4 separate regions of the Homo sapiens genome follow, and regions 2, 3 and 4 are each linked to region 1. A link is a loop called in an ENCODE intact Hi-C map of the cell type or tissue named here. Cell type or tissue: PC-3. All regions are shown on one strand. Links, peaks and the distances in the headings refer to the core of each region. The heading gives the core; the rest is flanking DNA.

Region 1 (5,930 bases), core at 357-5,356:
CGGTCCCGCCGATCGTGGAGGATCCCTGGTCACAGGTGACCGAGGGCCTAGTCGGCTGTGTCATTGCGGCTTCCCTGTTGGAGAAAGAGTTGGAAACTGGTGGCTGGTTGCCAGCCCACCTAGGTGGGCGCGCGCTGACGCGGAGTGAGTCCCTGGGCGGAGCCCTGAACCGAGCGCGGCGCGTTGCCTGGGAGACACATATTGGCTGCGGGGAAGGGGACGGGGGCTGTTGGACATGCGTGCAGAGTCCGGCGGCCACGGACGCGGTAATATTGTCCCTCGGCATCCGCCGTGGTGAGACCCGGCGCGTTGCTGTGAAGACGGACGGGTCTGGAAGAAGTGGGGTGCGGTGAGCTGAGCAGACCTTTTCCGCTTCGACGTGGGGACTGCAGTGACCCCGGCCTGCTGGCGGGGCGGGTAACGGGTTGAGCCAGGGTGGGGCTGCTCAGCGGCATGGAGCTGAGGTCTGAAGACCCAGCACAGGCGATTCCTTTCTGCGACGAGACAATTGCTATGGAAACCAAAGTGCTGGGTCAGCGGGGATTGAGGCTCCAGGATCAAGACTGGTGTCTTTCCGGAAGACCCTTGGCTAAGGCTTCCCGGAGCGGCTGCTTCCTGAATGAATCCGCCATCTCCTGCGGGGTCTTGACACCGAGCAGGCGAAGAAGCCTATTCCAATGCCAGCTCCCCCGGGAAACCTACCTGGCCCACCCCTATAAGTGGTGCCTCGCTCTCGTTAACTCTTAGACTTTGTTCCACGTTTATAACCTAATATTTCGGTAACGCCCCGCGGTTTTTGTTTACTTTTCCCACACATAATGGACCAGAAAGACTTGCTTCCGGACTTTGCTTTATGACTCTGAACAAGTCATTTTTCCCACTGGGTCTCACTTCCCTCTTGTGTAAAATGGAAATATTAACTCTAGATGCCGGTCTGGTTAGGTTTGAAGATCGAACCAGATGAGGGAAGCCAAAGACTTCATAGGCTGTAAAGTGGTGAAACTGAACTGCTAACGAGTTGCTATTTTTTTCTCCCCTCCCTCTCCCTCAAGCTAAAAGTTCTTCAGATTTCTTGTGATTTCTTCAGGCGGTCTTGGGACTCCCTAGCCTCCGACCTGGAATAGATCTCTCTTCACACTTCACTTCCACAGAGCCCTTCATTTTAACTTCCCTATCCAAAGCAAGAAAAATAGTTATCATTTTTAGAGGGCTTACTCTGTGCCAAGCCCTGATAAAACTCTTTACCTGGATTATCTCATTAAATTTCACAACATCCTTTTAAGGTAGCCACTGTTATCCTCTTTTTAAGCTCTGTCTGCCTGTAATTGCCTATTTAATGTCTGTTTCCCCCACTAGACTTTGAGCTCTGAAAAAAGGGGCCATGACTGTCTTGTACATTTCAGTATCTCCAACACCTAATACAGTGCCTGATAAATATTTCTTAACTAGCATGAAAATGACTGACCCTCCTCCTATCACTACCCTTACCCTCAAGAGCATTGTCTCTCCTGCAGACTTTTAGTTGCTGTGATGAACAGCACATTCCTTTATTCCCATTACTCACTGGTTTGAGGGGCCATCAGTTCACTTCTCTCTGGATTATCTGATGATGAGGATCCAGAACATCCCTTAGCATTTAGGCTTCCACCTGGGTTCAGGAGGCTTTTTCCTTGCCCTTCATATAGTCTCTAGAACAAGGCAGCCCTAGCTGCCCTTCCTGGGGTGAGCCTGATGCATTTGAGTCTAGGGCGTTGGCAGGTAGAATTTACCTATACAATCTTTGGCTCTTCTCTTTAGTAGCCTCAGAACCACCCCCATCCCCACTCAGCCTGTTCCTGGAATTCTACAGAAAAATGGCCAGGCTGGGTGCCGTGGCTCATGCCTGTAATCCCTGCACTTTGTGAGGCTAAGGCGGGCGGATCACTTGAGGTCAGGAGTTTTCGAGACCAACCTGGTCAGCATAATGAAACCCCGTTTATACTAAAAATAAAAAAATTAGTCAGGCGTGGTAGCGCCCACCGGTAATGCCAGCCACTAGGGAGGCTGAGGCACGAGAATCAGTCGAACCCGGGAGGCGGAGGTTGCAGTGAGCCAAGATTGTGCCACTGCACTTCCAGCCTGGGCGACAGAGAAATACTTTGTCTCAGATAAATAAATAAATAAATAAATAAATAAATAAATAAATAAATAAAATTGATGGGCGCGGTGGCTCACACCTATAATCCCAACTCTTTGGGAGATCGGGGAGAGCAGATCACTAGAGGTCAGGAGTTTAAGACCAGCCTGGCCAAAATGGTGAAACCCCATCTCTACAAAAATTAGCCGAGTGTGGTGGTGCCTGCCTACAATCCCAGCTACTCAGGAGGCAGAGGCAGGAGAATCACTTGAATCCAGGAGGCAGAGGTTGCAGTGAGCCGAGATAGTGCCACTGCACTCTAGCCTGGACTACAGAGTAAGACTCTGTCTCAAAAAATTAAATGACTTTGCTTCCCTCCCCAATCCCAGCACCCAGGCATTGTGCCTTGCAGCAGATCCTAGCTGAGCATTTAAGCACAAGCCTCTGCTGACCCCTTTTGGTCTCTGTGGGATCTGCCCTAGTCTAGCAGCCAGGGCCCCAGGTGCACATTTGGCACCTTTTGGCCTTGTGACCTCACCTGTCAAAATGCTTTCCCACCATTTATCTCATGGGGTCCTCTCTACAATCCTGGGAAGTGAGGAAAGCCGGGATTCCCATTCTCACTTTACAAATGAGCAGCAGGATCCTGGGATCCAGTACCAAATCTACCACTAATTCCTTACCTGACCTTGGCAAGTCACCTTCCTACTCCCAGGCTCAGTCACCCATCGATGAAATAGGAGGGGCGATCTGCACAAGACAGCTATATGGTTTCTTCCACCTCCCCAACCTCTCAGAGTGGAGAGGTAACTTGCCCAAGATCAGAGTGAACCAGAGCTGAAGCACTCCCAGTCTGCAGGTCCCCATCACTGATCAGGAAAAGCCAGAGGTGTCACAGCAAAGAAGAAAACCCATTCTTCCACCTTTATGTTCTGATTGTGTGTTCAAGGGCCACATAGATAGGTGAGTGGATGGATGGATGGATGGATGGACGGATGGATGAGTGGTTGGATGGATGAGTGGATGGATGGATGAGTGGATGGATGGATGGATTGGTGAGTGAATGGATGAATGGATGGATGGATGAGACAGATATGTCAGAACTTTGGGATCACTCTTAGCAGCAACTTCAGCAGCTACCTACCTCCCCCTGCTCCCTGACAAGTTACCCCTCTGATTCCAGCTGGCTAACCCTTTGGCAGGATCCTCTGGACCCACCAAATTCTGAATCCTTCACATTCTGAAATCACTGCCCCTGCCTGACAGCCTGGAGCTAGGACCTGCAGTGTGGGGAATAAGTCTTCATCCCAGGCTTCCTTCTTGACATGTTATCAACCACTGTCCTCAACAGCTACAGCCGTAGGAGAAGAGTCAGTGGCCAGGGACCATAAACGAAGGCTCCAAACATGGGCATCCCTCACAGAGCAGTTCCTTTGGCCAATAATGGCTGAAATAAACTCTGTGCTCATAATGAAGCTGAGAATCACTGGGGCGGCAGCCTGGCATGGGAAGAGCACGCCCTGTGCATCGTATGGCCTGGTTCACATCTGACATTAAGTTCCTCCACCTCTCTGTGCCTTGGTTTTCTTGCCTGTAAGATAGGCGTGATGCCTGACAAGTGTTGTTGTGGGGAATGAATGAGGTAAGATATAAAATGCCTTGCAGGTCATAGGTGCTCAGTAAACAGAAGTTCCCTTCTTTTTGTTCCAGGTCATGGAGAAATGTTGTAGAGGGAAGGAACAAAGTCTACTGTGCATCCAGCAAGGTTTGTATGTGTGTGTGTGTGTGTGTGTGTGTGTATGTATGTATGTATGTATGTATTCTGAGATGGAGTCTCGCTCTGTCGCCCAGGCTGGAGGGCAGTGGCATGATATCAGGTCACTGCAGCCTCTGCGACCTGGGTTCAAGTGGTTCTCCTGCCTCAGCCTCCAGAGTAAAGTAGCTGGGATTACAGGGGCCTGCCACCACATCCGGCTAATTTTTGTATTTTTAGAAGAGACAGGGTTTCACCATGTTGGCCAGGCTGTTCTCAAATTCCTGACCGCAGGTGATTCCGTCCGCCTTGGCCTCCCAAAGTGCTGGGATTACAGGCATGAACCACCATACCCAGCCTCAAGGTTTTTAAACTGGTTTTTCCAAGTACTCCAAAGCAGTACAATGCATTTGGTGGGGGAATGAAGGGAGGGGAAATGAAATGTATTTTCAACAAGAAATGAAGTTGTGTTCAAACATACTTAATCTCTTTAAGAGATAGTACTTTTCATCTGTCCACTGCCACCATCATAGAACTTCAGGCACAATGAATACTCCACAGAGATTTTCCAGTGACAAGCTGAGCTCATCTCTTTATTTCATAGGAGTCTGGGGCAGCAGTCAGGACTCCTACGTCCCATCCCTCCACTTCTTGGGTGAGCCTCTCCCTCATCCACATCTCCCTAACCCAGCCTGACTCTCCCTAATGGCCTATCCATCCCAGAGTGGGTGACAAGTTCTTCAGATACCTAGTGGAAGAGACACCTGGGTTGGAGTCCAGCTTTGATGTTAAAGAGTTGACCTTGGCCAGGCATGGTGGCTCATGCCTGTAATCCCAGCACTTTGGGAGGCCAAGGCAGGTGGATTACCTGAGGTCAGAAGTTGGAGACCAGCCTGGCCAACATGATGAAACCCCGTCCCTACTGAAAACACAAAAATTAGCCAGGTGTAGTGGTGCATGCCTGTAATCCCAACTATTTAGGAGGCTGAGGCGGGAGAATCGCTTGAACCCAGGAGGTGGAGGTTGCAGTTAGCTGAGATTGTGCCACTGCACTCCAGCCTGGGCGCCAGAGCCAGACTTCATCTCAAAACAAAACAAAAAACCTCATCCATAAAATGGGGCTAATAAAATTACCTATTCTGCTGTTGGGAGGATTCAATGAGATCATGTTTGAAAAGAGCTGGGCCTTATACCTGGCACATGAGTGCTCAATAAATGTTAATATGCTAACGATTTTGATGACCTGAATGGGATCCCAGCTGAGATTTCATTTGAACTGAGGTGTGTGTGTGTGTGTGTGTGTGTGTGTGTGTGTGTGTGTGTGTGTGTGTCTACTGGACTAAAGAATCTTTCATCTGGGCATAGTGGCTCACACCAATCCCAGCACTTTGGGAGGCTGAGAGGGGAGGATCTCTTGAGCCCAGGAGTTTGAGACCAGCTTGGGCAACATAGCCAGACCCTATCTCTACAAAAATACAAAAATTAGCCAGGCATGGTGGCATGTTCCTGTGGTCCCAGCTACTCTGGAGGCTGAGGTGGAGGTGGGAGGATCGCTTGTGCCCAGGAAGTCAAGAATACAGCGAGCCATGATTTTTCCACTGTGCTCCAGCTTGAGTGATAGAGTGAGACCCTGTCTCAAAAACAAACAAACAAACAAAAACAAAAAACAAAAACCTTTGGCCAATCTCCTTAGTTTCAAGATTCCATTTCTCCCACAATATCTTCCCATCCAATACCTCTCCATTCTTCACTCACTAATTTTTCTTTCTTTTAATCTTCTTCTCTCCCAATAACTAAGTGGCTTTCAGGAATTTCATTGCTTTGAAATTTGAGCCGAGATCAAATCACTGCACTCCAGCCTGTGTGACAGAGTGAGACTCCATCTAAGAAAAAAAAAAAAAAAAAAAAGGGAATATCCTGCAAGATGGTCAGTCAGACCAGGTTTTGCAACTTTGCAGTGACTCACTGTGTAATCTTAGTGAAGTTCCTCCATCTCTTTGGGTCTGAGTTTCCTGAACTATTAAATGGGGGTAATAATACACAATAGATGTCAAGTACCTA
Region 2 (5,930 bases), core at 547-5,546, 160 kb after region 1:
TCCGGCCTTTGCAGAAAAGATTTGCTGACTCCTGCTTCAGAATACTCTGGACAACAGAATTCGCTCCTTAAATTATGGTGGTCTCATTGGGCAGTTCTTTGAAGAGAAGATTAATATTTTTTTGAAAGACAATGAAATCTGGCCCTGATGTTCTAATAAATATTACTAAATGAATGGAAATGCTGCAACGCTGTCTGTGCCGAGAGACCAATTTAGAAACAGGAGGCCTCTATAATGAGAAACTCCTGGATTAACACCTTGGAAAGGTCTAAGTTACAGTGTCACACTGAATCTAACTCTAGAAAGCAGTGGTAACAGATTCTCTTCTGGTGAGTGGCAGTTTTAAGGAAGCCTAAGAATGTCCACAAGCTGTGGTGAAAGGGAAATGGTGGATTTCTTCCCTGTATCAGGGCTGGTACACACCTCTGGCCAAACAAATACCCCAGGTTGTTTTACTTGGCTGTTCTTGTTCTTTCTTGCTTAGATATTCTCATGGGATGGGGTGGAGGAAGGACGTGAAGATTTTGAATCAAAATAACATGTATAGTGGGTACCTAAGATAAATTAGAGAGGACCCAGATTCTGTGTAACAATGGCAGTGTACAGGACATGCCCATCATTTTTAAATGTAATTTGCAGTTGTAGCAGGTTTTCTCTTTACACTGTGAAGCTTTCCTTCATCATTGCAGCTCAGAGAGATCTATCTTTTTGAGGCAGGAATGGTAAATAGGAGGTATTCATACTAAAATGTCCTCTTTCTGGTACCCATGGCAGATATTTCTAATGGAACACAGCTTTCTTTCCTGTGCTTGGTTAGAAATGTCTGATTACGGCCAGGCGCAGTGGCTCACGCCTGTAATCCCAGCACTTTGGGAGGCCAAGGCAGATGGATCACTTGAGGTCAGGAGTTTGAGACAAGCCTGACCAACATGGTGAAACCCCATCATTACTAAAAATACAAAAATTAGCTGGCCATGGTGGCGAGCACCTGTAATCCCAGCTACTCAGGAGGCTGAGGCAGGAGAATCGCTTGAACCCGGGAGGCGGAGGTTGTAAGCCGAGATCACGCCACTGCACTCCAGCCTGGGCAACAAGAGCGAGACTCTGTCTCAAAAAAAAAAAAAAAAGAAAGAAATGTGATTGAATCGATGCAGTCTCATAATTCTTCTCATTCTTCTCACTGTAGAAGGCACTGCCAGTGGATCTGAGTGGTGTGCAAGATGAAGCCTATTTGCCAGTGTCTTATGGTCCTCCTCGTTGGCACTCATGTCATTCACATGACCTCCCACTGTGGTTATTTCTGTGCACGTTTTCCCGGCAGGTTTTCTCAACCATTTCAGTTCTATACTCCTTAAGTACAGGGTCTGTCACTCAGCATCTGCCACAGTTATTTCTGGCCCTCTCTGTTTTAATTGAAGCTCCTCTAGGCTAGAACCAAGATCTCACACTTCTTTGTGTCCTACATAGTGCTAAGCACAATGCCTTGCCCATAGCAGGCATTCAGCAGCAATTCGATGATTGTTGATTGACCACATGTAGGGAAGCCTCGTGAGATCTGTGTAATGGTGGCTTCATGTTGGGGTGATGACCACGGTGAGGATTGGATCAGTCCTCCTAAGCCCCAGTGGGAGTTTGCCAGAGGCCATGTAATTCGAAGGACAGGAGAATAAGATGTGCTTCAAGGGTTAGAGGAAGGCAATTCTACTCCGTGCATAATTATTGCATGCCTACTGTGTGTGCTGCGCTGAGCTAGTAGCTGTGGATATGAAGATGGATGTTGACAGGTCCTACCCTCCAAAGCTCTTACTGTGGTGGGGAAGACAATTGCATAAAAATGATGGCTCATAGAAGACAGAAGAAAATAAGAGCAAATTCAAAGACAAGTAATGGGGCGCAGGAAGCATCCTGTGAGAGGTTCTGGGATCTCACATGGTTCTGCTTGTCCCATTTAGTTTCAGAAGAATCGACGAGACCAGGACGCCACCAAACACAAGCTCATAGAGATCGCCAACTATGTTGATAAGGTGAGACCAGGTGTGTACTTTGTGGGAAAGGTGCCAGGTGCCAGCACTTCCAAGGGCACTGGAGCTGCCTTCTGCTGGATTGGCTGCCCCAGCCATCTTCTGAAAGGGAATGAGCAGTGCCATAGAGGCCCAGGGCGGTCATGACAGAGCCCTGAACTACGTACCCTTAGGCAAGTAACTCATTTTCTTTGTGTTGCATTTTTTTTTCTTTTGTTCTGTTTTCAGCTTATAAATAGAAAGGCTGTCGTAAATCAATGTGTGGTTTTTTTTTGTTATTTTTATTTTCCTGGTGGAATTTTAAAAAATGAAATCTTATGCCAATATCTACTATAAAAGTTAGATGAAAACAGACTGCTCTAAGTGGGAGCTGGGGTGAGGACCCAGAACACTGTCCTTCTGACCCCTTCCTCTTACCCCTGCAGTGGCTCCCGAGCAGCTTGGGGCATGGAAGAGCCCAGTTTAAGAATCCTTTAAGGTTCTTTAAGGTTCCTTCCAGATACAAAGCCCAGGGATTCTCTGACTTAGGAGGGAATTGAGGTAGGTCAGGGTGGGAAAGACACACAGCCTTAAAAGTTGAGAAGTGGGCTGTTTGAGAAGTGGGTTGCTTGAGAAGCGGATTGTCTGAGAAGTGGGTTGCTTGGGGCTAATCTATAAAGTCTCCATCTGTAAAGTTATCCTAAAATTATGTCTTGTCTCTTAGGAAGGATGTGCAGTGGTTAACTTTCCTAGGTCAGGACCTTTTACAAGATGCTCTTCGGAAATACCTACATTTTTGAATTTTACTAGAACGGGCTGGTCTGGGACTTGGAAGTACATTGTGTATATGAAAGAAGATATTTGTTATAGTACAAAATGCAGAATAGGTAACCTAGAATGACAGTAGCCTCTTGGTAGGCTAGTAGTATATAGTTTTTAAAAGTAGTTTTTCATGTGTTTGGGATCAAAAGTCTCTTTGAGAATCTGGTAACGTTTATTGCACAATTTTAGAATACTCATAACATTGATGAAGCTTAACTTTGGGCCTGCTAGGGATTCATGAATTCCAGGTCTAAAGGGAAAATCATTTTTTCCTAAACACTAGAGAATATAGGAGATCACTTAAAATATGTTTTAGGGATTAATAGGCAAATGTATTAGTTCTGAAGTCATCAGATGGCAGTTTCCATGCCCATGGTTTTTTTCTGCCCTAGATGGCTCTGGAAACAAAGGTCAGTGGTCAGTGACAGGTGAAAGTCAAACACTGGCATTTCCTGGAAGGACAGACTCTAGGGACACAGTCCAGTCCTCCCTCTAGCTCCTGACTCACTCAAGAATAACATTTAAATAATCCTACAACCCAAACATTTGACATCTGGGAAAACAAGGGAAGCTTGTTTCCCTGGGGAGAATATGGGAGGCTGACTCTGCTTTCCCCCATGTGACATCTATTGTTTGGAGACCTGGCAGGTTCGGACTTGGCTGGGTATCCCCTCTGTGGGGTATGTGATGGAACCAAGGGCGCTGGTGACAAGTGAAGGGAGAAGAGAGGCACCAGCAAGCCCCAGTCCTTACTGAAAGCCCTAAGCCTGGGTGGCCCATGCATCCTGTGCAGCCGTCTTGGCTCTCTCCTCGCGGCTGGTGTTAGTCACTCCTGGCGGGTAAGGGAAGCCACGCCCACTTCTCTGGAGCTTGCTGACCTAGCTACTTGAACTGAACTATTGTTGAACTAAAACTGGAATGAATTGGACTCGTGCTGAGTCATGAACCCAATCCAAAATGTTTTTCTGTAACTGTGAAAAAAAGCCAAGTTTACTTCCTTCAAAAGCTCCCTAGTAAAGCAAATTCAAATTGGAATCTGAACCTTTTATTTTCTGTAACGATTGAACTGGCACAAAACAGAAAAATCAAAATTTCTGTTGAAATAAACTGATATTTCACTGAATCTGGAGCCCATCTTGACCAGCGTTTCTTGGAGCGAGTGGATTATCTGGATGTGTAGGTACTGCAGCACTGAAGTAGTAAAGGGTCACAAATAGGCTCTGAGGTTGTAATTTGGGCCTTCATCCTGGCTCCACCATCTTCTTGCTGAGACTTTGGGCAAGTTCCTTAACTTCTCTAAGCCTCAGTGCCTAGTACGTAAAAAGTGGTGGAAAAATGTTGGTGCTATGATTATTCTTTTCAGCTGGGGCAGTACCTACCAATTTTGGATAAAGATGGTATCTCCTGCTCATTATGTCCTCTCCATACATGGGGCTTTTTATTAAGTCACTGGCTCAGTATTTGTAGGGTGGACCCATCAAAGAACCCGTTGTATCCACACCTTCCAGTGGTTTAGCTTTAAAGAAAACCCTCCTCCTGCTTATATTTGTATGAGGTGAAAAATGCCAGATCATAAAGATTAGATGTAGCTCTAGCCTCGAGGAGGTCGAGTCAGATCTTGGGTATAGAATTTCAGGATCTCTGGTTTGGACAAAACCCTGAAGATTACCAAGAACGTCTGTAGTCTATTGCTTGCAACCTGCTTATTCCATCCTTGACAAAACCTGAGACTATCCAGGGATGGGGAAGAAAATTTGAAGAGTAAGCATATCTGTGCACTTTTATGTCATTTATACTCATTTACTTCCAAAATGAGTGGGAGACATTTTATAATAAAATATCCATGTATTAATATAATTTGGTATATCCATACGAAAGAATATTATTCAGCAATAAAGAGAAATCATAAACGAATACACTCTAACACATGGATACATCTCAAAAACATTATGGTAAGTGAGAGAAGCCAGACACACAAAACCACATATTGTAAAACAAATGTCCAGAAAAGGCAGAATAGAAACAAAGTAGATGCACGGTTGCCTGGGCTGAGGGTGAGAATGGGAAATGACTATCAATAGACATGAGGGATCTCACCGATGTGATGAAAATATTCTAACACTGGATGATGGCGATGGCTTTATTTTATTTTTATTTTTTTTTGAGACGGAGTTTCGCCCGTGGCCCAGGCTGGAGTGCAATGGCACAATCTTGGCTCACCGCAACCCCTGCCTCCCGGGTTCAAGTGATTCTCCTGCCTCAGCCTCCTGAGTAGCTGGGATTACAGGCATGCGCCACCACGCCCAGCTAATTTTGTATTTTTAGTAGAGATGGGGTTTCTCCATGTTGGTCAGGCTGGTCTCGAACTCCCGACCTCATGTGATCCATCCACCTTAGCCTCCCAGAGTGCTGGGATTACAGGTGTGAGCCACCACGCTTGGCTGGTGATGGCTTTAAAACTTGGTAAATTTACCAAAAAGCATTGAGCTGTACACTTAAAATAGATGGGTATTATGGTATGCAAATTATACCTCAATGAAGTGGCTTTAAAAAATCTATATACAAGAGAACTTTTTAGATACCCATAAGAAAGATAAGGCTCACATAAGGAATTGGGAGAAAAAAATTGTACCAGACAGCCTGGCCAAGGGCACTGATTACAGAAGACAGCAAAGCTCAGCTCTGAGCTATCTCATGACCAGCTTTGTTTGAAAGCCTTCTTCCTATTTTAAAATGAAATTTATGTTCCTGTCTGTTTTACCTATTGACCTAAGCCCTACTTGAACATCATGCAGAACAACTTTTTCCACATGATAGACCTATTCATATCTGAAAGCAATTTTATGTCCTATCTCAGTCATCTCTAAACAAAGTCACTGCAGTTCTGCCACCAGAATGTCCTGCTCTCTCTCAGGATCTCATTTTCCCTTTCTAAAAAATGTCAGTAACACCAGTTGCCTCCTTCTGTTGGAGCCATGGGCAGAAGAGAAATCTGGTATCTGTGCTCTGAGTTCTTAGGCTAGGAAGGAGCTTTTTTTTTAAATTTATTTTTATTTTTTAGTTTTAGTTTTTTTCTTTTTAATCTCAAGCTCCACCAGAATGAAAGGA
Region 3 (5,930 bases), core at 455-5,454, 240 kb after region 1:
TCCTCCCACTCTGGTCATGTAAGATGAGCCTCCTTTCTCCTCTTCTTCCACCATGACTAAAAGTTTCCTGAGGCCTCCCCAGCCATGCTTCCGGTACAGCCTGTGGAATCATGAGCTGATTAAACCTCTTTTCCTCATAAATTACCCAGTCTCAGGTAGTTCTTTATAGCAATGTGAGAATGAATTAATACAGACATGGCACATACTCGTTTAAAAATGCTTCTTAATTCTGTCTGCTAATAGTATTTTGTTGAATTTTTGCATCAAAGTTATTAAGGAGGATTGGTCTGCACGTTACTTGTGGTGTCTTTCTCTGGCTTTGGCATTGTGAAGCAGGTTCACTGCACTAGTTACCAGCTTGTCTGAGTCTGATAAGACAGAACACACACATACAAGTTACATGAAGTGGGCTTATTACTTACAGAAAAGCAGCAAGGGACAACAAAAGACTAACATTCATTATGAGCCGGTCTTCCAAAGTTCAGAAAAGCTGCTCAGGGTGCATGGAGTCTCATCTTTGTGTGCTCCTTTTGCACTGCAGCTGAGGCAACCTGGCATGTAGCCCACCCTGGGTTTGATTTCCTTGGGGTGACGTGACATACTGGGGTGACGTGACATGCTGAGCAAAACTGTTGAAGGACATCTTGTCTCTGGAGGTAGGGACTGGATCAGGACCTGGGCTTTTCTGGCCGGTTCCTCCCTGTCTCAGAATATTACACTCCCAGCACATTCTGTAGTTATTCTTGAACTACAATTAAGAAAGAAGAACTCTGTCAGTCCAAGGCCACCCAGAGAACTGTCCTGCTGATATCAGGCCAATACTGGCTTCATAGAATGAGTTAGGAAATGTTCCCTTCTCTTCAAATGTCTGATAAAAGTTTGAGAAGAATTGGTGTTAATTATTCTTTAAATGTTTGGAATTTACCTGTGAAACCATCAGGTCCAGAGCTTTTCTTAACTGGGAGGTTTTCAGTTGGTGATTTAATCTCCTTACAAGTTATAAGGTCTATTCAGATTTTTTTTTTTTTTTTTTTTTTTTTTTTGGTGATTCAGTCTTGGTAAGTTTTGTGTTTCTAGAGAATTTGAATTTTGCAATTTCCCTTCTGTTTTTGAGCTCTAACTTCACCCTATTGTGATTGGAGAAGATTATTTGTATGATACTTTTAAAAATCAGTTGAGACTTTATGGCCTAAGCTATAGTCTATCCAGGAGAATGTTCCATGTGTACTTGAGAAAAATATATATTCTCTTGTTGGTAGAGTGTCCTATATGTCTATTAGGTCTAGCTGATTTATTGTGTTGTTCAAGTCCTCTATTTCCTTCTGTCTGGTCGTTCTGTCCATTATTGAGAATGAGATATTGAAGTTTCTATCATTGTGGAAATATGTATTTCTCCATACAGTTCAGCCACCTTTTGCTTCATATGTTTTGATTAGCTGTTATTAGGTATGTAAATGTTTATTATGTTATGTCTTCTTACTGTATTGAATCTTTTATTAATATATAACACCTTTCTTTCTTTGTCTCTTATGATTCTTCCAATTTAAAGTTTGTTTTATCTGATGGTATTACCATCCCTGCCCTTCTTGGTTGCTATGTGCATGAAATATCTTTTCACTTTCAACCTATTTATGTCTTTGGATTCTAAAGTGAGTTTCTTATAGACAGCATATGGTTAGATCATTTTTAAAAATCTATTCTGCCAAACTGTCTTTTGAGTGAAATGTTTAATCCATTTAAATTTAAAGTAATTACTGATGAGGGATTTTTGTCATTTGCTGTTTGTTTTTTATATGCCTTATAACTTCTTTTGTCTTTTTCTGCATTGACTCTTATATTTAATTTTTTAAATAGTGAGATATTTCAATTTCCTTACCTCCTTTTGTGTAAATTCCATAACTATTTTCTCTGCAGTTACTGTGAATATTACACTGAACATTCTAAAGTTTAACACTATAATTTGAATTTATGTCAGCTTTAATAACTTCAATAACATACAAGTTCTGTTCATTTACAGCTGCATCCCCACTGCTTTCAGCTATTGAAGTTAAAAAAAAATGCATCTTTGTACATTGTGTCCAAAAATGTAAACTAATAATTGTTTTAAAAATGCATTAGTCTCTTAAATTATGTAGAAAACAAAATGTAGCATTACAAACTTACATTGCAATAACACAGTTGACTATTGAAAATGTGGGGGTTAGAGGTGCTGACATCTGTGGAGTCAAAAATCTCCATATAAGTTTGACTTCCCAAAAAACTTAGCTATTAGTACCTTACTGTTGATCAGAAACATTACTGGTACCATAAACTGTTAACACATACTTTGTATATGTATTATATACTATATTCTTAAAGTAAGCTAAAAAATACAGAAGAGAAAATACATTTACTGTTTGTTAAGTGGAAATGGATCATCATAATGGTCTTCATTCTTGTCAACTTTATTTTGAGTAGGTTGAGGAGAAAGAAGAAGAGGACAGATTAGTCTTGCTGTCTCAGGGATGGCAGAGGCAGAAAGGTGGAGGAGGTGGAAGGGGAGGTAGGAGACACATGCACACTTGGTGTAACTTTACAAAAATACATTGTAGTTTCTGACTTTTTTTTTTTTGCTTTTGCATTTCTCTAAAAATGTTTCTATATGGTACCAATCCTCCTTCCACCATTTGCTTTAGTTTCAGTGACTGTATCATAGAAGGGTCCCGTGTCATAAAAGAAGTCAAAAAGCAGTCTTGAATAATCAAAACCCTTCTTCCAGATGGTCTAATGTCAATTTCTTTTCTGACGCAGCTACTGTTGTGTCTTCTTCCTCATTGCCTGGCCCTGGTTCTGAAGCACTCATCTCCCAGTCATCTTCTGTTAATTGCTCTGGGGTGACATCTACTGGTGCTTAAATTTTGTGTAATATTCACAATCTCTTTCATGATTTCCTTGATTGGCTCTGTTGTAAATCCTGTGAAGTCATGCACAACATTTGGACATGGTTTTCTCCAGTAGGAATTTATTATTTGGGGCTTGATGGCTTTAACAGATTTTTCTGTAACACCAGTGGCATCATGAATGGTGTAATCCTTCGACTTTCTTGATGTTCTCTCTAGCAGGGTTCTCTCTGGTAGTTCAACAATCTTTTCCATAGAGTACCATGTGTAATGAGCATTAAAGGTCCTTATGACCCTCTGATCTAGAGAGACTGGATTAGAGATGTTGTGTCTGGGGAGAAGTAGACCAACTTTTCAGTGTTGAACTTAGGGGTTTTGGGTGCCGGGGGCATTGTCCAATATCAAAAGAGTTTGAAAGGGGCTGGGCATGGTGGCTCATGCCTGTAATCCCAGCACTTAGGGAGGCTGAGGTGGGAGGATAGCTTGAGCCGAGGAGCTTGATACCTGCCTGGGCAACATAGCAAGACCCTGTACTCCACAAAAAGGGGAAAAAAGATTTTTAAAAAGTAGTTTAAAAGGCAGTCCTTTACTGGCAAGGTACTTCCTAAATTCAGGGACAAAGCATTGATGGAACCAGTCTAGAAAAAGTATTTGTATTGTCTAGGCCTTCTTGTTATACAACTAAAAGAATGGCAGCTGGTGTTTTCTTTTTTTTGTTTTGTTTTTTGTTTTGTTGTTGTTGTTGTTGCTCCTGTTAAGCCTCAGGGATTAGCAGCTTTATAGAAAAGGGAATTCCTGATCATAAACCTGACTGTGTTTGCACAAAACAGTAGAGTTGGCTTATCATTTCCTGCCTTAAATCCTGCTTCTCTTCATTACTAATAAATGTCCTCTGTGGCTTTTTTTTTTTTTTTTTCCGGAATAGAGCACTTTTGTATGCTTTAAAAACCTGTTCAGACACTATCACTTCTTCCCAGGTTGGTTTTGTTCCTGCTTTTTTCTTTTCTTTTCGACGGAGGCTCGCTCTTTTGCCCAGGCTGGAGTGAAGTAGTGTGATCTCGGCCCACTGCAACCTCTGCCCCCTGGGTTCAAGCGATTCTCCTGCCTCAGACTTCCGAGTAGCTGGCATTCCTGGTGCCCACCACCAAGCCCAGCTAATTTTTGTATTTTTAGTAGAGACAGCATTTCACCATGTTGGCCAGGCTGGTCTCAAGCTCCTGACCTCAGGTGATCCACCTGCCTTGACCTCCCAAAGTGCTGGGATTACAGGCTTAAATCACCACACCCATCCTCCCCAGGGATTTTCTTAATGGCACCTGGGAACCTGTCTGCTGCCTCTTGGTTGGCAGAAGCTGCTGCTTCTGTTACCTTGACAATTAAGCCAAACCTCTTCCTAAAATTATCAAACCATCCTTTGCTGGTGTTAAACACTCTAGCATTAGATCCTTTGCCTTCCTTTTGCTTTAAGTTGTCATGTAATGACTTCATTTTTTTCTCAAATCATATTAGAGTCTATATGTATGCCTTTCTTTTTTTTATTATACTTTAAGTTCTACTGTACATGTGTACAATGTGCAGGTTTGTTACATATGTATACATGTGCCATGTTGGTGTGCTGCACCCATTCACTCATCATTTACATTAGGTATTTCTCCTAATGCTATCCCTCCCCCTACCCCCACCAACACGACAGGCCCTGGTGCGTGATGTTCCCCACCCTGTGTCCAAGTGTTCTCATTGTATAATTCTCACCTATGAGTGAGAACATGCGGTATTTGGTTTTCTGCCCTTGCGATAGTTTGCTCAGAATGATGGTTTCCAGCTTCATCCATGTCCCTACAAAGGACATGATCTCATCCTTTTTCATGGCTGCATAGTATTCCATGGTGTATATGGGCCACATTTTCTTAATCCAGTCTATCATTGATGGACATTTGGGTTGGTTCCAAGTCATTGCTGTTGTGAATAGTGCCACAATAAACATACGTGTGCATGTGTCTTCATAGTGGCATGATTTATAATCCTTTGGGTATATACCCAGTAATAGGATGGCTGGGTCAGATAGTATTTCTAGTTCTAGATCCTTGAGGAATCGCCACACTGTCTTCCACAGTGGTTGAACTAACAGTGTAAAAGTGTTCGTTCAACCCACCAACAGTGTAAAAGTGTTCCTATTTCTTCACATCCTCTCCAGCACCTGTTATTTCCTGACTTTTTAATGATCACCATTCTAACTGGTGTGAGATGGTATCTCATTGTGGCTTTGATTTGCATTTCTCTGATGGCCAGTGATGATGAGCATTTTTTCATGTGTCTGTTGGCTGCATAAATGTCTTCTTTTGAGAAGTGTCTGTTCATATCCTTTGCCCACTTTGTGATGGGGTTCTTTGATTTTTTCTTGTAAATTTGTTTAAGTTCTTTGTAGATTCTGGATATTAGCCCTTTGTCAGATGAGCAGATTGCAAAAATTTTCTCCCATTCTGTAAGTTGTCTGTTCACTCTGGTAATTCTTTGCTGTGCAGAAGCTCTTTAGTTTAATCAGACCCCATTTGTCAATTTTGGCTTTTGTTGCCATTGCTTTTGGTGTTTTAGTCATGAAGTGCTTGCCCATGCCTATGTCCTGAATGGTATTGCCTAGGTTTTCTTCTAGGGTTTTTATGGTTTAAGGTCTTAGTTTAAGTCTTTAATCCATCTTGAGTTAATTTTTGTATAAGGTGTAAGGAAGGGATCCAGTTTCAGCTTTCTGCATATGGCTAGACAGTTTTCCCAGCACCATTTATTAAATAGGGAATCCTTTCCTCATTTCTTGTTTTTGTCAGGTTTGTCAAAGATCAGATGGTTGTAGATGTGTGGTATTATTTCTGAGGGCTCTGTACTGTTCCATTGGTCTATATGTCTGTTTTGATACCAGTAGCATGCTGTTTTGGTTACTGTAGCCTTGTAGTGTAGTTTGAAGTCAGGTAGCATGATGCCTCCAGCTTTGTTCTTTTGGCTTAGGATTGTCTTGGCAATGCAGTCTCTTCTTTGGTTCCATATGAACTTTAAAGTAGT
Region 4 (5,930 bases), core at 514-5,513, 61 kb after region 1:
GCTGAGGCAGGAGAATTTCTTAAATCCAGAATGTGGAGGTTGCAGTGAGCCGAGATTGCGCCACTGTACTTCAGCCTGGGTGACAGAGCAAGATTCCTTCTCATAAAACTAACGTGTTTCTGAAGGCGAACAAAATAAAAAAACAAACCACTATTTGTGGGGAAGGGGGGGATGAACAGAGGTTGTCTAATGGGTCTGAACATACAGTTAGATAGAAGGGAATAAGTTCTAGTGTTCAATAGTAAAGTAGAGTGACTACAGTTAACAATAATTTATTGTATATTTCAAAATAGCTAGAAGAGAAAATTTGAAATGTTCCCAACACAAAGAAATGATAAATGTTTGAGGTGATGGATATGCCAATTACCCAGATTTGATCATCACACGTTATAAGCCTGTATCAAATTATATGTACCCCATAAATATGCACAATTATTATGTATCGATTTAAAAATTGTACTTCAGGTCATACCCTCGAAATGGACCTACACTGCACATATTGTTTTGTGACCTGCTTTGCATAAATGTTCATCAATCATAATGTCTAAATATGTATTTAACTTCCGTTGTTAGTCATTCAGACAGACTGTTACCAAATTTTTGTTACTCTCAGTAATATCCAGGAGAAATCTCTGCTCACAAATGTAATTGTTTTCTTATGAAAATTTCTAGAGGGAATCTGGGTCAAAGGGCAAACACATTTTAAGGACTTTTGACACATATTGACACATTGCTTCTCAATAACACTCAAAGCACAGGACCTGCAGTGTATGAAAGATGAAAGGAGATGCCTTTTAGCAGCTTCTTCATCACGGGGTAGGGTATCATCACTTCTGCTGTTCTCTTATTCTCCTGTCTGTATGCTTTGTGTAGCAAGGTGGAATGTAGGATTCTCAAGGGTGAAACGGCATTTTTGCTGTATCCATGGTGGATGTAACTGAATGCATAACAGTGATAGTAATAACAAATTAATATTCGTGTAGAGTTTACTAAGTGGTAGGCACCAGGCATCAGCTCCTAGGGTTGACAGCTCATTTTGTAGGGGAAGCTCAGAAAGGAAGAGCAACTTACCTGATGCCACACAGGGACAGAGCTCAGCTAAGCCTGACAAGAGCCTGCCCCCTAAGGCCCTTTGCTATGCCGCCTCCATGTAAGCAGTGCAAATAAATATTTGTGCATAGGTTGAATCATTCGTTATTTTCCTCTGGTAGAACAACACGAGAAACTCAGAAGGAGGCAGCCATAAAAATGGGCTAAAAAATGCCAGCTGAGTTCTCCCGGTCAGTCCTGACTTGAATAGTCCCAAAGGATTTGAGCAATGCTAGGTTTGAGGCTATGGCCCGAGGGAGTATTTTAATGAAGGGTTTCTTATGACTGAGAACTCTAAGAAGGAAGCTTGAATTATCCCCGTATGAAAATACAGCCATCTAAGATTATCAGTGGCATTTCCTTTTTATAGTGTTTGGCACTAATAATAGCCCCAAACTCCTTAACCCAACTTTCCAGCTTTTTAAAAGAACAGTACTTAGGAGAATGTCTGAACGCTGGGACTGACGGGACTTATTCCATCTAGTGCTTTCTCCCCGAAGGAGAAGGGGAAGGGGGCTCGGGGTTGATGGCTGCCTGCCTGCGTGCTGTGAGCCTAGATTCTTAAGGAAGTGAGGTGGGGCACGTGAGTCTGGAGGAGGAGAAAGGCCATGAGGTTTTTTATGGAGAACTCAGAACCAAGTCAGCAATGATCTGTCCTGGGCTCCAGGCCCTCTCTCCATGCTCCGTGGCAGCCCTGTTCCCGTTAGGCCCGTGGTCAAATTTCTAATAGGGGATCTGAGAAGCAATTGGCCAGCCTCTCCGAGCGCGCCTGAAAGGTCTTCGCAAAGCTGAGAGCGATTTTACAAACTAATGTGTTTCTGAAGGTGCCCTGTCCTTTCTCACTTCCATGTTTCTCCCACAGCATACCTGGTAGCAGGCCCTCTTCCTGCCACGTGCTTGTGGAACAGTTCATTACGTTTCAAAGCTACTTCTGTAAAAATCATTTTTTGAGGTACAATCGACATATATTAATATATCTCCATTTTAAGTGCACATACAACTTGATAATTTTTTTTTTTTTTTTTTTGAGACAGTCTCACTCGGTCACCCAGGCTGGAGTGCAGTGGCTCAATCTCGGCTCACTGCAACCTCCGTCTCTAGGGTTCAAGAGATTCTCCTGCCCCAGCCTCCCAAGTAGCTGGGACTACAAGTGCCCACCACCGACCCAGCTAATTTTTGTATTTTTAGTGGAAACGGGGTCTCGCCATGTTGGCCAGGCTGGTCTCGAACTACTGATCTGAAGTGATCTGCCCATCTCAGCCTCCCAAAGTGCTGGGATTACAGGCATGAACCACTGCCCCCCGCCACAACTTGGTGAATGTTGACAAACGTCTGCACCTGCCCCAATCAAAATTTAGAACATTTCCATTCCCTCAGAAGTCTCCTGCCACCTCCAGCCAGTCCCCTCTCTCACCCCAGCCCCAGGCAACCACAGATCTTCCTGTCAGTATAGCTTAGTTTTGCCTTTTCCGGCAGTTTCACATACGTTGACTCATAGAGTTGTTTCTGGTTTCCTTCACTCAATATAAAGAAAGGAATCATCAATGTTGTTGCATATATTAATAGTTTTCATATTACTGGGTAATAAACTATTGTGTGGATGTACCACAATCTATCTGGAATTTGAGTTATTGCCAGTTTTCGATTGCTATGAATACAGTTGCTATGCACATTCATGCACAAATCTTTTTGTGGGCATATAGCATATAGGAAGTATGTGGCCTTTCTGGGTCATTCTCATGTCTCTAGCAGACATTGTTAGTGGGTCACAGAGCTCTCAATTTCTATCAGACATTCCTTCTCATCACAGAGGTAGTCTGGGCAGTCCCTGGCAGTGATAAGGAGTTTGTACTGAAGACAAACGTCGTTTGCCATCCCTGACCTAGCCCAACCCATACATCTGCTTTCCACAGATGGAAAACAGGGCCAGAGATGGGAAGAACCTGGCCAGTGTCACAGAGTGAATCAGTGAACTTGTGAGAAGCTAAATAAAGGGCTTAGGTGATTCATTTCTCTCAGGCTAGTAAATACCTAGGAGTTGAATTGCTGGGTCATAGGGTAAGGGATAAATAAACTGCCAAACTGTTTTCTAAAGCTGAATATTCTTCTAAGTGATATCTCACAGTGGCCTTACTTTACAATTCCGTGATAACTAATAATGTTGAACATTTTTCATGTATTTGCTGGCCATTTATATATCATCTTTTTTGAAGGGTTTGTTCAAATCTTCTTCTTCTTTTTTTTTTTTTTTTTTTGTGAGTTGCCTTCTTTCATTGAATTTTAAGAGTTCTTTATGTATGTTGGGTACAAGTCCTTTATCTAATATTTGCATTGCAAATATTTTCTTCCAGACTGTGGCCTGCCTTTTCAGTTTCTTAATAGTACCTTTCAAAGTACAGGCAATTTTTAAATTTTAATGAAGTCTAATTTATCTTTTTTTTCTCTCTCTTATGGTTTATACTTTTGTGTCCTGTCCAGGAAATCTTTGTCTACCATAAGACTGTAGTTTGTGAACATTTTCTCCTATTTTTTTTCTAGAAGTTTTATAGTTTTAGCCTTTACTTTGTCAACCTAAAATAATAAAATTTAGAAAATATGATTAAATGTAGAGTTTTTTTGAGCACAAAGCTTGAGGACAGCCACCCAGGAAGCACAAATTTGAAAGATGGAATTGTACTGTTGTGCTCTGAAGTGCAGAAGTTTGGGGTGGTTTACATAGACAAAGTTTAGGAGAAAAAATCAGAATTTTAACTTTTTTTATACAAGGCTTTTTTTTTTTTTTTTTCCTGAGACAGACTTTCATTCTGCAACCTAGGCTGGAATGCAGTGGCACCATCAGCGTTCACTACAGGCTCGACCTCCTGAGATCAGGTGATCCTCCCACCTCAGTCTGCTGAGTAGCTGGGACTGCAGGTGTGTGCCATCATACCCAGTCAATTTTTTATAGACACAGGGCTTCGCCGTGTTGCCCAGGCTGGCCTTAAACTCCTGGGCTCCAGTGATTATCCCACCTTGGTTTCCCAAAGTGCTAGGATTCCTGCTGTGAGCCACCATGCCCGGCCTTATGTAAGGCTTAATGCATAATTACAATGGTCTGATTGGTGAAGGTCATCTTTTTCTTTCAGGAAAGATATACTGAACATTCCATACTGAAGATGAAACAGTCATGAGGTCTTTTGCGCCATCTGGTTTGAGTTAGGTACAGAATAATGCAGGAGACAATCTATAACAAAGGTCAGTGATTAGAAGGGGAGGACATCTGGTCTCTGGTCTCTCCCAGTCATTTATAGCACAAGAACAATGAGAAAAGAGAGTTGATCTATAATCTAAGAAGCAGAAGTTGCAACTACATGCTAAGTGACTCAGATCACCAGTTCTCTCTCAAGGTTTAAAGTCTTTTTGGAAGCCAGGTGTGGTGGCACATACCTATAATCCCAGCATGCTGGAAAGCCAAGGTGGGCTGATTGCTTGTGCTCAGGAACTCAAGACCAGCCTGGGCAACATGGCGAAACCCTGTCTCTACAAAAAAATACAAAAATTAGCCAGGTGTGGTGGTGCGCACCTATAGTCCCAGCTACTCGGAGGCTGAGGTGGGACTTTGCCAGAAAAAAAAAGTGCTTTGGGGGTTCCAACAGCTTTTGAATGTATTTATGTTCACAACTTTTGTCTCTATTATTTATTTCAAATTAATTTTTGTGTATGATGTGAGCTAAAGGTCGAAGTTCATTTTTTTCATATGGCTGTCCAGTTCTTTCAGTACCGTTTATTGAAAAGATCATTCTGAGCAGCAACATGGTGGTTGGCAAGAACAAGTACCTTACGAAAGACAGCAAAAAGGGAGCCAAGAAGTGGCTGATCCATTTTCTTTTTTTCTTTTTTCTTTTTTTTGAGACAGTCTTGCTCTATCCCCCTGGCTGGAATACAATGGTGTGATCTCAGCTCACTGCAACCTCCGCCTCCCGAGTTCAAGCAATTCTCATGCCTCAGCCTCCTGAGTAGCTGGGATTACAGGTGCCTGCTACCATGCCTGGCTAATTTTTTTTTTTTTTTTTTTTGAGATAGCGTCTCACTCTGTTGCTCAGGCTAGAGTGCAATGGCACGATCTCGGCTCACTGCAACCTCTGCCTCCCAGGTTCAAGCAATTATCCTGCCTCTGCCTCCCAAGTAGCTGGGATTACAGGCGTGTGCCACCACACACGGCTAAGTTTTTGTATCTTTAGTAGAGACGGGGGTTTCACCATGTTGGCCAGCCTGGTCTCAAATTCCTGACCTCAGGTGATTCACCCGCCATGGCCTCCCAAAATGCTGGGATTACAGGCTTAAGTCACTGCGCCCAGTCTAATTTTTCTATTTTTAGTAGAGACGGGGTTTCACCATCTTGGCCAGGCTGGTCTTGAACTCCTGACCTCAGGTGATCCACCTGCCTCGGCCTCCCAAAGTGCTAGGATTACAGGTGTGAGCCACCACCCCTGGCTGGTTGATCCATTTTCTAAGAAAGATTGGTACGATGTGAAAGCATGCTATGTTCAGTAGAAGAAATACTGGAAAGACACTGGTCACCAGGACCCAGGGAACCAAAATTGCACCTGGTAGTCTGAAGGGTCGTGTGTTTGAAGTGAGTCTTGCTGATTTGCAGAATGATGAAGTTGCATTTAGAAAATTCAAGCTGATTACTGAAGATGTTCAAGGCAAAAACTACCTAACTTCCAAGGCATGGATCTTACCTGTGACATGGGGGAGAGAGTGGAATTTAGCCTAAGTCAGCCTGGTCCCAAGGTTCCTTAATCTGGAACTCTAAGGCCTTTTTAGAATATTATCTTAATTGTCTGCTTGTCTGTTGA

Evidence for each region. Peaks named below come from ENCODE experiments on the same cell type or tissue, not always from the same donor. Only the 100,000 strongest peaks of a DNase experiment are listed, where the experiment ranks them.
Region 2: a loop joins it to region 1, with 4 times the contacts of the local background. A loop is called at or near these places in 6 of 110 quality-filtered maps.
Region 3: a loop joins it to region 1, with 20 times the contacts of the local background. A loop is called at or near these places in 6 of 110 quality-filtered maps.
Region 4: a loop joins it to region 1, with 3 times the contacts of the local background. A loop is called at or near these places in 5 of 110 quality-filtered maps.

The regions. Positions count from the first base shown.
Region 1 is chr5:157,665,749-157,671,678 of GRCh38, reverse strand. It overlaps C5orf52 (chromosome 5 open reading frame 52), which reads right to left and starts at 146. Exons shown (of 3, transcript NM_001145132.2): 1 at 1-146. The coding sequence starts at 64. It also overlaps a transcript of SOX30 not described here. RefSeq lists enhancers at 349-458, 1-481. In PC-3, for the core only: a CTCF peak has its summit at 2,591 (motif pointing left); DNase peaks (open chromatin) are centred at 828 and 2,538; H3K4me3 peaks cover 1,101 bases; H3K27ac peaks cover 3,140 bases.
Region 2 is chr5:157,509,528-157,515,457 of GRCh38, reverse strand. ADAM19 (ADAM metallopeptidase domain 19) reads left to right here. Exons shown (of 23, transcript NM_033274.5): 8 at 1,953-2,024. Among named protein-coding and RNA genes, the nearest start is that of NIPAL4, 52 kb to the right of the region's middle. In PC-3, for the core only: no CTCF peak of the experiment used is centred there; a DNase peak (open chromatin) is centred at 3,657; H3K4me3 peaks cover 475 bases; H3K27ac peaks cover 3,386 bases.
Region 3 is chr5:157,428,947-157,434,876 of GRCh38, reverse strand. The region is part of intron 1 of NIPAL4-DT (NIPAL4 divergent transcript); the gene reads left to right. Among named protein-coding and RNA genes, the nearest start is that of NIPAL4-DT, 28 kb to the left of the region's middle. In PC-3, for the core only: a CTCF peak has its summit at 2,876 (motif pointing left); a DNase peak (open chromatin) is centred at 2,856.
Region 4 is chr5:157,604,587-157,610,516 of GRCh38, reverse strand. No RefSeq gene overlaps it. Among named protein-coding and RNA genes, the nearest start is that of ADAM19, 32 kb to the right of the region's middle. In PC-3, for the core only: a CTCF peak has its summit at 1,083; DNase peaks (open chromatin) are centred at 1,166, 2,546 and 3,046; H3K4me3 peaks cover 809 bases; H3K27ac peaks cover 5,000 bases.